Linked DNA regions of Homo sapiens: region 1 is linked to region 2. Evidence: chromatin contacts called from ENCODE Hi-C data. All regions are on one chromosome and are shown on one strand. Each heading gives the region's core, a stretch centred on a gene start or an enhancer-like site at or near the end of the contact. The rest is flanking DNA. Distances are from core to core; before and after follow the strand shown.

Region 1 (6,164 bases), core at 2,875-5,374, 980 kb before region 2:
GATTTAGAGGGAAAGAGTGTCCCATGTAGTTCCCTGCATGGGCTCACTGAAATCCCAAACAGCAACAAACAACAAAACAAACAAAGAAAACAAAGCAAATAATAACAAACTCACCTAGCCCATGAAGAGTACCTTATAGATCGATGGTTATCCTTCATTGCTAACAGGTGCCACTTATAACGGCCTAGAAAGGACCTTGATGGAGATAAGCACCTAGAGCTTTCTCTGCCAGTCAGAGGACCCGGTCAATGCAAATAAGAATTTGTGTGCTGTTTCATTGGTGAAGTGACAACAAAGCCCCATAGCCATTTGTATTCTTATTGCAGCTGCCTCTGGGATCAAGGGAAAGGAGAACTCAGTACCCTGAGGTGCACAAAAGGCACTGCACAAGAAGGCCCACATTGACGTGCAGAAGGAAGTGAAGAGGAAGGAGTGATACATTCTGAAATGGTTGAAGAGTATGTTCAGGAAAATTGTTCTCCAACCCTTACTCTCCTTTCTTTCCTTCTCTATTGGAGGCAGTGGCTTACACAGTGGTCATGCTTGAGTCTGGCTTTCAAAACATGAGAGTGGCAGGAGTAAGGGAGCAAGAAGAGAACTGTGTTGGGAGATGAAGGATGGAAGGCATCACTCAGGGATTTTGCATCCCTACCAAGCTGCATACCTTGGCTATATTGATCCCTGTTTCATTCCCATGGAAAGAGGTTGGGCCTAAATTTATTCAAGTGGTCCAGATGGACAAAAAATAAGCCCTAAGAGCAATTTCTAGCCCAGGGATTAAAGTAGAAGCTTTCCCAATGGCCACCTTAATCTAACTGTGGTTCTTCCTTGGCTCTCTGACCTAAGGAAGAGCTGAGGAGGGCACATGTCACAGTTAGATTATTCAGTTTGTCTAGAAGGAAGCATTTCAAGGCTTTGTTGCTTACATTAAAAGCTTCAACCCCAGTAACAGCATGACTATTATAATGGCATCTTCAGCCATGACCTAGTTATGAGTACCTTCTTCTTGAATTTGGAGGGAATGGAGGAAAGCCTTGAAATTTTCTGAGTTTGGTTGGTGTTCCAAAAGTCCACATTCCTTCTGTTGATTTCATTGTCTACATATGTTGGAATCTGGTAACAACCACCAACTCTTACCTACCCTCTGTCAATAACTTACTAATTAGAATCCCTGTCTCTTCCCTGGCCCCCTGCACCAATTCTTCATATTGCAGCAGAAGCATTTTTAAAAAATATGTTGAAGTAATCATGTTATCTCCCTTGCTTTTAACTTTCCATGTCTTACTATTGGCTTTAGGATAACAAACCTCTTACCATGACCTGCAAGATCCCGTCTGATTTATCTAGACTCATCTTTCACCACTCTCCCCTTCTGTATTCTCTTAGTTCCTACGTCAAGCTTCCCCCACGCTGGTTTTATTTTTCTGCCTGGAATTTACTCTCTTGCCCTTGCTCTTGCTCTCTCTCTCCTCACTTTCTATGAGAAGAAAAGCAAAGGATGAGTAGAAATGAACTGGACAAACATAAATTCCCCAGGAATGTCTCCCCTGATCCCACTGCCTACCCGATCTAGGTCACCTTCCTTTGTTATTGCATGGTCTCTTAAGAATCATACTGTCTCTCTTGGAGTGCTGCCCAGTTAGTAATTATATATTCATCCAATATGCCACCAGACTATAGACTCCATGAGGACAGAGGCTTTGTTTGTCCACAGGGCCCAGCTTTATTGAATGAGTGGGTCAGCTCCAATGTATAGAGGGAGGGGGTATTCATCCTTGAGGGAGATCTACAAAAGATCAGAAGAGCTCTGTCTGGGAAAAACAAGAGAAAATCCACTTTCCACCGACTTTTTAAATTTTTATATTAGGAGAATAGAATGATGTTTTTTTTCTTTCCATTTTTTTCTATGTTTTCCAGGCCGAAAAAAGGCAAAGCATTGAGGAAAGTGAGAACTGAGGAAAAGGGCACTGGATTTGATGACTCACTACTCTCCTTTAGTGAACTTTAATAGAAGAGTTTCAGTAGAGTAATAGAAACCAAAATTGCAACCAGTTCAACGAGTAGGAGGCAAAGAAATGCCAGTGAACATAGATTATGCTTGAAATGAATGCAAGAGATGAGACAGCTGACTTCAGAAAGCAGCGGATTCAACAGAAGATTGTTTAATTGGCTGACAATTTTTATGATAAGAAAGACCAGAAAAGGTCTATAGGCTAATGGGGGAGAGGATAGTGGGAAAAGATTGTAGAGGTTTGGGAGGTTTTTGTCCTCAGATAGGAGGAAAGAGAGAAGGTACATGGCACCTAATACATACTCAATACGTATTTGTTGAATTAAAAAGGATCTAGTTTGGAGGATGCTAACTCTTATGGGGAGTAATAGTATAATAATTAAGTCAAATCTTAGCAAGAGGTGGTTCCTGGAAGAACTCAGGTCTCATTTGAAGGGATCCCAAGATCCCTTGAGCCAGGCACTTCTCCCCATGCAGGAATATAGAGCCATTGATACCAGAGATTCTGATGGCAAAAAGCTGGATTTTTGTGGGAGATTTCTTTATTTTTAAACTTTGACAACTGTTTTAAACAACGTTAATCCAACAAAATAGCCAATATTCAGTCAATTGGCAACCACTTGGTAACTTGTATTTTAGCACATATTTCTCTAGATCATACTTGCTTGAATGGCATTTAACAGTTTTATTGATATATAATTTACAAATACAATTCACCCATTTAAAGTGTACAATTCAACTGCTTTTAGAAATTTCCAGATATGTGTAACCATCACCACAGAGCATTTAAAAAATTTTCATCACCTCAAAAAGAAACCTGGGGGTTCTTTAGCTATCACTCCCCTATTTCCTCACTCCCCCAACCCCAAGCAACCACTAACCTACGTTCTCTATACATTTGCTTATTCTGTATTTTATTTGAATGAAATTGTGTAAAATGTAGTCTTCTGTGACTGGCATATTTCACTTAGGGGATAGGTTTTTTTTTGTTTTTGTTTTCAAGTAAAGAAGTGAGAATGTGAAAAATTTGGAGGGATTTTAATCTCAGTGAAAGGGAAGGCCAGGGGGTCTCATCACAGGAGAAGAGGAGAGGAAAAGGGAGAGGGGAAAGGAGGAGGGGAGGAGAAGAGAGGGAGAGGGGAGGGAAGGAGAAGGGGAGAGGAGGGCAGGAGAGGGGAAGGAGGGAGAGGAGGGGAGGGGAAGACAGGGGAGGAGAGGGGGAGGGGAGGGGAGGGGAGGAGAGGGTGTCTAGGCTAAAAACCATCCTCCAGAAATAAAGGAAAGGAAAAGCCAGAAATAAATCCTGAAGGCTTTATAAGAGCCCGGCTGGGCATGGTGGCTCACACCTGTAATCCCAGCACTTTGAGGGGCTGATGGAGGCGGATCATGAGGTCAAGAGATGGAAACCATCCAGGCTAACATGGTGAAACCCCGTCTCTACTAAAAATACAAAAATTAGCTGTGCGTGGTGGTGGGTGCCTGTAGTCCCAGCTACTTGGGAGGCTGAGGCAGAAGAATTGCTTGAACCCGGGAGGCAGAGGTTGCAGTGAGCCAAGATTGCACCACTGCACTCCAGCCTGGTGAAAGAGAGAGACTCCATCTCAAAAAAAAAAAAAAAAAAAAAAAAAAAAAAAAAAAAAGAAAGAAAACTTGTCTTTTTAAAAAATATATATTCTATATTCTTTATTTTAAAATTTATTTGTATAAAATTGTAGGTTTAAAAGTGAAATTTTGTTACATGCATAGATTGCATGGCAGTCAAGTCAGGGCTTTTAGTGTATCTATCACTCAAATAATGTAATTGTACCCATTAAATAATTTCTCACCATTCATCCCCTTCCCACTTTCTTGCCATTCCAAGTCAAGAGCCCTTAGTTTTAATAATCAACCTGCACCTGGCTGATAGTCAGCTGGTTTGTACAGTTTGGCTATATCAGTGGTTTACACAGCCAAGGTCTGATCTGACTCTCTGTGTCTATGCCTGGCCTGTGGTTAGGAATGATAAATATCACCCTGGATTGGCATAGCTATTTTTCAGGATGTTACCCTTGAGTAAGTCGTTGGTTCTAGTCACCAGCATTGCTCATAACAGGCAAAAAAGCAGAATAATCTAAGGCTCCCTGAGTGCTTAGCGCTAACACATTTGGGGTTATTTGCTTGTACTAAAGAGATTGATCTAAAACCTTCTCTGCAAAGAAGCAGAGCATTTTCAGGTAGCTGAGTACATCATTTTTAAAGGGGTAGCAGGTCTAATTTCTAGGGCTTGGCACTCATCAGAATTAAAAAAAATAAAAGGTCCTTAACAGCATGCCAGGGAGACACAACTTTGGAATTTTTAGTAAAACCACAGAGTAGAGGAGTGTCTGTAAAATATGCAGTATGAGTCAGACACATAGCTAATAGGGATTACTAGACTTCTGGGGACTCCAATAGCATAATACATTGAGAAAACCTTAACTTTCTAATTAGAATATAATTCAGTCTGGAGAGGGTCACTTCACAAAGTGTTGAGGCTGTAATTGAATTAAAGGACAACCTTTGGGAGGCAAACGGCCTGCATCCTTAGTGGGGTGAGCAACAGCAGCAACACTTCCTCATCAGGAAAATGGTCCTTATTCAGCTTTCCAAAATTCCACCCAGAGATTGACTCCTTAAGAGCCTCTGGGGGTTGGGGGGAAAGCAAGCATTTTGTTTGTATAAATTGACATTAGTTAGAATTGGATGAGTAGCTGAGGGCCAAAATGTGGGTGCCTTCAGTGAGACAGTGGGGCATTTCCCAACAAATGTCAGTTTGGAGACCATCCACAGCTGATGGCAGCTCTTCTCCACAATCCAGGCACTCAAGGCCCTATGGCCTCACTGCTCTGCCATCCTCAGAGTGTAGCCCTTGCAGTGGCTGGAGTTCCAGCCTCAAGTTCTCATTTGCTGGGGCAGGATCAAAGAAAAGATGATGAAGGAAGTTCAAAATGCACCTTCGGTCTCAGAAACTGCTATGCGACACTTCTGCTTACATCTTACTGGCCAGATGTAGTTATCAAGCCATATTCAGTTGCAGGAGAGGTTGGAAACCATCAGCTTTATTCTACATGATTCTATACCAGGTAAAATTTGGGGGTGTGATTATGCTGCAGAGACCAGAGAATAAGAATGCTGTTGCAGAATTTTTGCTCCTTAGTTCAGCTAAAACTGGGTTCTTGTCACACAACCAGGAAAGATTAGGCACATGGACACATTGAAGGGTGGGTAGGGTTGAACTTATTAGGAGAGAAAAAGAAAAAAGAAAAACTCTCAGTACAGTGAGAGGGTGTCCTGCTAACAGGCCCCCACCTCACAGATTGATTCCAGGCCACCACACATGACCTGAAGAGGTCAGACTCTTTCCCCCTACAGAAGGCATGAAATTCTCGTGGCTCCACCCCATTCTCCCAGTGCACAGGTGGCTCAGAGATTCTCCAGGGACCCTTCCCCTTATCTGCCTCCTGCATCTATCATTCCCTGCCTAAAGAAGTACACTTAACTGCTATTAGAACAAAGATAAGGATAAGAATGAAGGCTGATCTTAACTGCTTCCTGCTGACAGGGGGCGCTGTTTTGGGAAGGCAGAAGTCAGAGCTCCCTCAGAGGGCTATCTAAGGGTCCCTGGCAAACAGGGCCATCATCTGTGGCTCCAGTTGCATGACTGTTTGGAGTTTGATAGTCTAAAGGTGAGAATAGACAAACCAGGTTATTAGGAAACATATATCAAAATAAAACAAGGGGGGTGGATAAAGTCAGCTCAAGAATCCTGAGGCCTTTTACCAGTTTGCACAGGGAGAGGGAGGCCAAAATCCTGACTGGTAAAAAAGGACTTTTACCCTTTTGCCAGGATGTCAGTCTTCTGGGTTCCATTCCCCAGGCCCAATCCTAAGCCAACCAGTTTAAGGTTTGGGAAATTGAGTTTTCCCAGTTTGGAGGATGCATCTGAGGGGAGTGTCGCATAGTATGGAGACATGATTACCTATCAGTGAAGTGAGGACAGAGGAGGAAGAAGGAAAAAAGGAGGTTTTTTCAAAGGAGTCCCAGGGGTTCAGGATGCATCCGAAAGGGGTAAAGTCTGAAGGTGAATAGCTACTCATCTAGAAAGAAGGGAGCAGGTCTCCCTGGTTCCCTTCTC
Region 2 (5,723 bases), core at 2,434-4,933:
CTCAACAACTAAGCAATTCTATTTGACCATTTATTTATAGTTTCCTTTTTGCTATTTATTTCTTAAATAGGATTATTTTAATTTCTGCTTACCCAAGTTAGAGGAATGAGTCATACCTGCCTGTTCTCTGACAGTTTAAGGGGATACAAAATGGGATGTGTTGAGGCTAAAAGGCATGCCTAGTTCAAATCTAATTTATGGTGCTCATTATTTTTCCAACTTTTCTTAGAATTTTTATAATGAGAACTGTTCTCTCCCACTAGAATGCAATAAAATGGTGCCTCGAAATCCTCTTCCGGGCTGTATGTCATTTAGGTATTTCCCGGGCAAATCCTAGCTGTTGATTTCTCCACTTGTTTTTAATTAAAGTTCACTCTGATGATGCTGTCATGGCCATGACTCCACTGCTGCACCGACAACATTGAAGTCATCATGAAATAGGGCTGACTGATCTTCCTACAACAAATCTTTCCACACGTACACTCATACTGATGCTTTTACCGCCATGGGGACATTACTTTTCAAGCCTGCATTTGAGCTGTGTAAGAGGTATTTAAATCCAAATCAGTTTAATGTTTATTAGTAATGCTTCATTCAGCACTATATCAAAGGTGCATGCACCTTGACCCTTGAGGAATTCAATCCAGGGAAATATATTAGATTGATTTTTGGCATTTTAGAGACAAAATGGACCCTACAGATAAACTAGTTCACATTTTTGGTTTCATAGATAAGTAACTCCTTAGCCTTATATAGTCAGCTAATTGTTTACTTACTACAAATTCAATCTAAAATCAACAGAATAAATTCCTAGAAATCTTATTTTGAACGCAAGGTCACTTTTGTCTTACAAAACTTACTATTTTAGTGTTTCAACATCCCTGCTATTTCTGTTTCCTATACTGCCTTAGATGGTTGTGATTTCAAAAGTTTCAGACATTGTCTAACAATTATCAACATCAATGCTTAAAAAACAATGATTTCTAATATTTTCATGGCATCCTTCAGGTGGACGGTTACCATTTGAACATTTTAATGAAGGCATTCCAACTTTGAAGAGATCATTTTGATCAAGTGCCTTTGTTCACCAGAATAACACACAGACAACTTAGATACCACACTAAATTTAGTTAAGCTCAAAAGCAATCATGTGTCTTTATGTAGGAAAGCAAGTGAGACATGTTCTAGAAAATAAATTGAAAACCCAAAGCTGCAAAACCATCTTTACCTGTTTGTGTACAGCATTTTGATCCTATCATGCATTAGGAACAATAAATATTATACAACATGTCAGCAACTTGGCATAAATATAGCCAGACCATATTTGATATCAACATCCTTTAAAGCACAATCAACCAGTAGCCCCCAAGTATTACAACAGGCTAAAAGTGTTGAAAACATCCTCTTCCAAGGCAGCCAGAGGCTCCAATTCTAATAAATGTCCTTGGCTGCCTGAAGACTGAGATGCTCTACAGGCTTAAGAATACAAGATGCAGTCGGGCACAGTGGCTCACGCCTGTAATCCCAGCACTTTGGGAGGCCGAGGTGGGCGGATCATGAGGTCAGGAGTTTGAGACCAGCCTGGCCAACATAGTGAAACCCCATCTCTACTAAGAGATGGGGTGGCAGGTGCTTGTAATCCCAACTACTCGGGAGGCTGAGGCAGGAGAATCACTTGAACCAGGGGGGCAGAGGTTGCAGTGAGCTGAGATCGCGCCACTGCACTCCAGCCTGGGAGACAGTGCAAGACTCCATCTCAAAAAAAAAAAAAAAAAAAAAAGAATACAAGATGCTTGTTCTCACTCATAAGGGGAGTTGAACAATGAGAACACATGGACACAGGGAGGGGAACATCACACACCAGGACCTTTTGCAGGGTTGGGGGCTGAGGGAGGGATAGTGTTAGGAGAAATACCTAATGTAAATAACGAGTTGATGGGTGCAGCAAACCAACATGGCACATGTATACCTATGTAACAAACCTGCATGTGGGCACATGTGCCCTAGAACTTAAAATATTAAAAAAAAGAAGAAGAAAAGAAAGAATACAAGATGGTGGTCTTATTCCATTACTTTATATGGTCATACTACATAGAAAGTCAGAGGCTTTGATCATAAATCAATCAATAGATGTCCTGTTAGTTGCAAAGTACGGTTTTTTTTTGTTTGTGGGTTTTTGTTTGTTTGTTTGTTTTTGTTTTGAGACAGAGTCTCATTCTCTTGCCCAGGCTGGAGTGCAGTGGCCCAATCTTGGCTCACTGCAACCTCCACCTCCCGGGTTCAAGTGATTCTCCTGCCTCAGCCTCCCAAGTAGCTGGGACTACAGGTGCGTGCGACCACACCCAGCTAATTTTTTGTACTTTTAGGAGAGACAGGGCTTCACCGTGTTAGCCAGGATGGTTTCGATCTCCTGACTTCATGATCCGTTCTCCTCGGCCTTCCAAAGTGCTGGGATTACAGGTGTGAGCCACCACGCCCAGCCAAGTATGTGTTTTTAAAAGATAACTATCTCCAGGAACATGTGGAATCAGAATTAAGTGCCTTTATACCACATTACACTTGGGAAAGCTGCAATGGGTCTATCGATCAGTCCATCTTTAGTACAAATACAGAAAAATAAAATACAATGCAACAATAATGATGACAATAAAAATAATGTATCTTGAGCATTTACTATGTGCTAGTTACATGCATAACTCATTCAATTCTTATAATCACCTTCTAAGAAAAATACTATGACTGTTATCCTCATTTTGAAGATAAGGAAACCGAGGCACCAGGAGGAAAGTGATCTGTCTAAGGTTGCACGGTCACAGAGTGTCAGTGGCAGAGCCAGGATTTTAATCCAGGCAGTCTGGCTCCAGGGTCCACCTTCCTAACTCTTCTGTCGTATTTATACAGTGAGTTCCACTGAAGTATCTGGAGATACATTCACATTTATCATAATGAAAAGTAATTTGTTTTCCTAGGGCTGGACCAAGAGAGATCCAATTTAACACCAACCTATTTCATATAATGAAGTTTATTTATTGTAATTAAATTTAATTTTGCCTACTATATATCAATATATTGCCACTAGTAAGCCCCAGAACTGGGTAATCTTTCAAGATAAAGCAAAAGAATTCTAACGAAAAAAAAAATCAAGAAAATTAACATATGGCTGTATCATTTATTATAAATTTCTGTATTTTAACAGTTTTCAATAGACAAATGCATAGAAAAATGTGGACTTAACTTTATATGTTGTAAGATATAAATACATAAAATCTAGGAGAGAAATCCTTTGTCCAACATTTCTTTTTCCTGTAGGTGATGACCTACAGGACTTTGTAATTTTTTTTTAGTTATTCTTAAAATCATTTGAGTTTTCTTTGTATTAGGAGCAGTACTTATCATAGGGATTGGGATGGTAAGTATTCAATAAATAGTTCATAAAATAAGTCAAGGAAAACAGAGGAGAAAGATTGAAAGGAACGTTCTGTAATTGCTCCTGGATGGCTTCACACTTGGCAAGTATTTGAAAAGCCAGCTTTCCCTTTCCTTGAAGGGGAGTGTTGAAATGTGAAGGCATTTCCTCAACCAACTTCGTTCTTCTGCTCTCTTTATCACCACAAAACAGCTGTGTGTCCACAGAGTGCTGAACCAATCAGCTGAGAAGTGAACCCTTGAATCAACCTGGTTGTTGTTTTTTTGCAGTCACAATCTTTCAAGCATCTGGCCTGAGGACTTTGGGGACTGAATTGTCTGACAATTTGAGAGCTATATATAAAGAAGATAGTCCAGACTAAACCTATAAGAAAGTAGAGGAGTAAGGCTGGGCGCCGTGGCTCACACCTGTAATCCCAGCACTTTGGGAGGCCAAGGTGGATGGATCACCTGAGGTCAGGAGTTCGAGACCAGCCTGGCCACCAACATAGTGAAATCCTGTCTCTACTAAAAATACAAAAAATTAGCTGGGCTTGGTGGCGCACCTGTAGTCCCGGCTACTCAGGAGGCTGACGCAGGAGAATCGCTTGAACCTGGGAGGCGGAGGTTGCAGTGAGCTGAGATCACGCCACTGCACTGCAGCCTGGACGATAAATAAATAAAAAAGAAAGCAAAGGAGTATATTTTCCTTACATAACCTGAGGAAAATAATTTCAATTAACAGGATGGCTAATTTCTTGCTGAAAGAGACAGTCCAGTGGTAGAAGCTCCCAACAGCTGTTATTTAACTCAGTGTTTCTCAGCCTTGGCATTACTGACAATTGGGGCCAGGTAATTCTCTACTGGGGGGCCTTTCCTGTGCATTGCAGGATTTTGGCAGCATCTCTGACCTCTACCCACTAGATGCCAGTAGCACGACCCCCTCCCCACACCACACACAGTTGTGACTACTAAAAATGTCTCCAGATATTGTTAAATGTCCCCTGGAGGGAAATCGCCTCTAGCTGAGAACCACTGATGTAAATTTTTAACTGTCACCAAATTTTATTTCTGTTTTACAGCAAACTATGGGTGGCTAATTTTAAACACTCTGAAAACTTATCTTCCTTCTCAAAGGCATGGGATGGTGCAGAAGTAATTGTGGCTTTTGCCGTTAAAGTAATTGCGAAAACTGTAATTACTTTTGCACCAACCTAATAGATTTTAGAGTAGTATAAAAATACAGACTTTCCACTTTTCCTAGTCCCTGATTCTGTTTGATTTTTGTGGTTGCTTCATGAGGATTCAGTGGCAATCAAAACCAGTAATACTTAAACATGTATTTCTTATCTCAGGTATTTTTACAATATTAACTCCTGAATTCTCACCACTCCCTTTTCTACAGGTGAGATAAGAAAAATACTCGTTTGTTTTCAGTTACAATACAATATAAAAATGTTGTTAATCTGTAAAAGCATCAAATGAGAGCATTTATAAAAATTTCCATATTGCACCTATGGGCAATGAAAACTGGCAGCACCATCAGGAACATTCCAGAGCAATGACCAAAGTTACAGTCACCCGGTCTCTTATCAAGACCATTTCTTGATAAGAAAGTTGAAGTACATTTTCTTTAGGTGCTATTAGCTGCTGAAGCCATGGACTGGTAGTTAATTAATGTGCTTTATTGAATTATTAATGTAATATCAAGTGTAGCTTCAGTGGCCTATTGTATCCTAGGAAAACACCTTGATCATGTGAAAGCTGAAAGTACCACAGTTTTCTGCTTTCTTTCCAGTGATTTCAATAGTCTAATGGTATGCTTCTCTGTCCCAAGCATAATCAGCACAGTATCTCAAGACACATCAGGAAGGAGCAAGCCATGTATATAACCTACTCTTTGACTCACGTGGCATGGAACTCTTTCTCCTCAGGTTAACCCATAAAGAAGGCAACGTGATATACAATCAGCATCTAATAGATGCAGGCCCAAGGAATAATCAAAGGCTGCAAAAGCAAGTTGGTTGTTTATTTTTTGGGTTTTTGTTTGTTTGTTTGTTTGGAGACAGGGTCTCACTCTGTCACCCAGGCTGGAGTACAGTGGCACAATCATGGCTCACTGCAGCCTTGACCTCCTGGGCTCAAGCCATCTTCCCACCTCAGCCTCCTGAGTAGCTGGGACTAACAGGCTTGTGCCACCACACCTGGCTAATTTAAAAAAAAAATGTTTTTTTAGAAATAGGGTCCGCTATGTTGTCCTGGGCTCAAGCAATCCTCCCACCTTGGCCTCCCAAAGTGCTGGGATTCCAGGTGCCATA

What was found. A loop is a pair of places that touch in the nucleus more often than their neighbours do. Pooled maps may share reads with other maps.
Region 1: a map with no recorded cell type shows a loop between it and region 2 (5-fold over the local background). The contact joins two enhancer-like sites. A Hi-C loop is called at or near these places in 4 of 37 single-sample maps with no recorded cell type and 3 of 50 pooled maps.

The regions. Positions count from the first base shown.
Region 1 is chr4:77,577,796-77,583,959 of GRCh38, reverse strand. It overlaps LOC105377296 (a long non-coding RNA gene), which reads left to right. Exons shown (of 7, transcript XR_938912.3): 6 at 327-458; 7 at 1,918-3,074. It also overlaps a transcript of CXCL13 not described here. Among named protein-coding and RNA genes, the nearest start is that of CXCL13, 25 kb to the left of the region's middle. Within about 2 kb of position 4,124, at least 4 of the 41 ENCODE cell types and tissues checked have a DNase peak (open chromatin) inside an H3K27ac peak, as active enhancers do.
Region 2 is chr4:76,599,896-76,605,618 of GRCh38, reverse strand. The region is part of intron 2 of SHROOM3 (shroom family member 3); the gene reads right to left. Among named protein-coding and RNA genes, the nearest start is that of MIR548AH, 27 kb to the right of the region's middle. Within about 2 kb of position 3,683, at least 3 of the 41 ENCODE cell types and tissues checked have a DNase peak (open chromatin) inside an H3K27ac peak, as active enhancers do.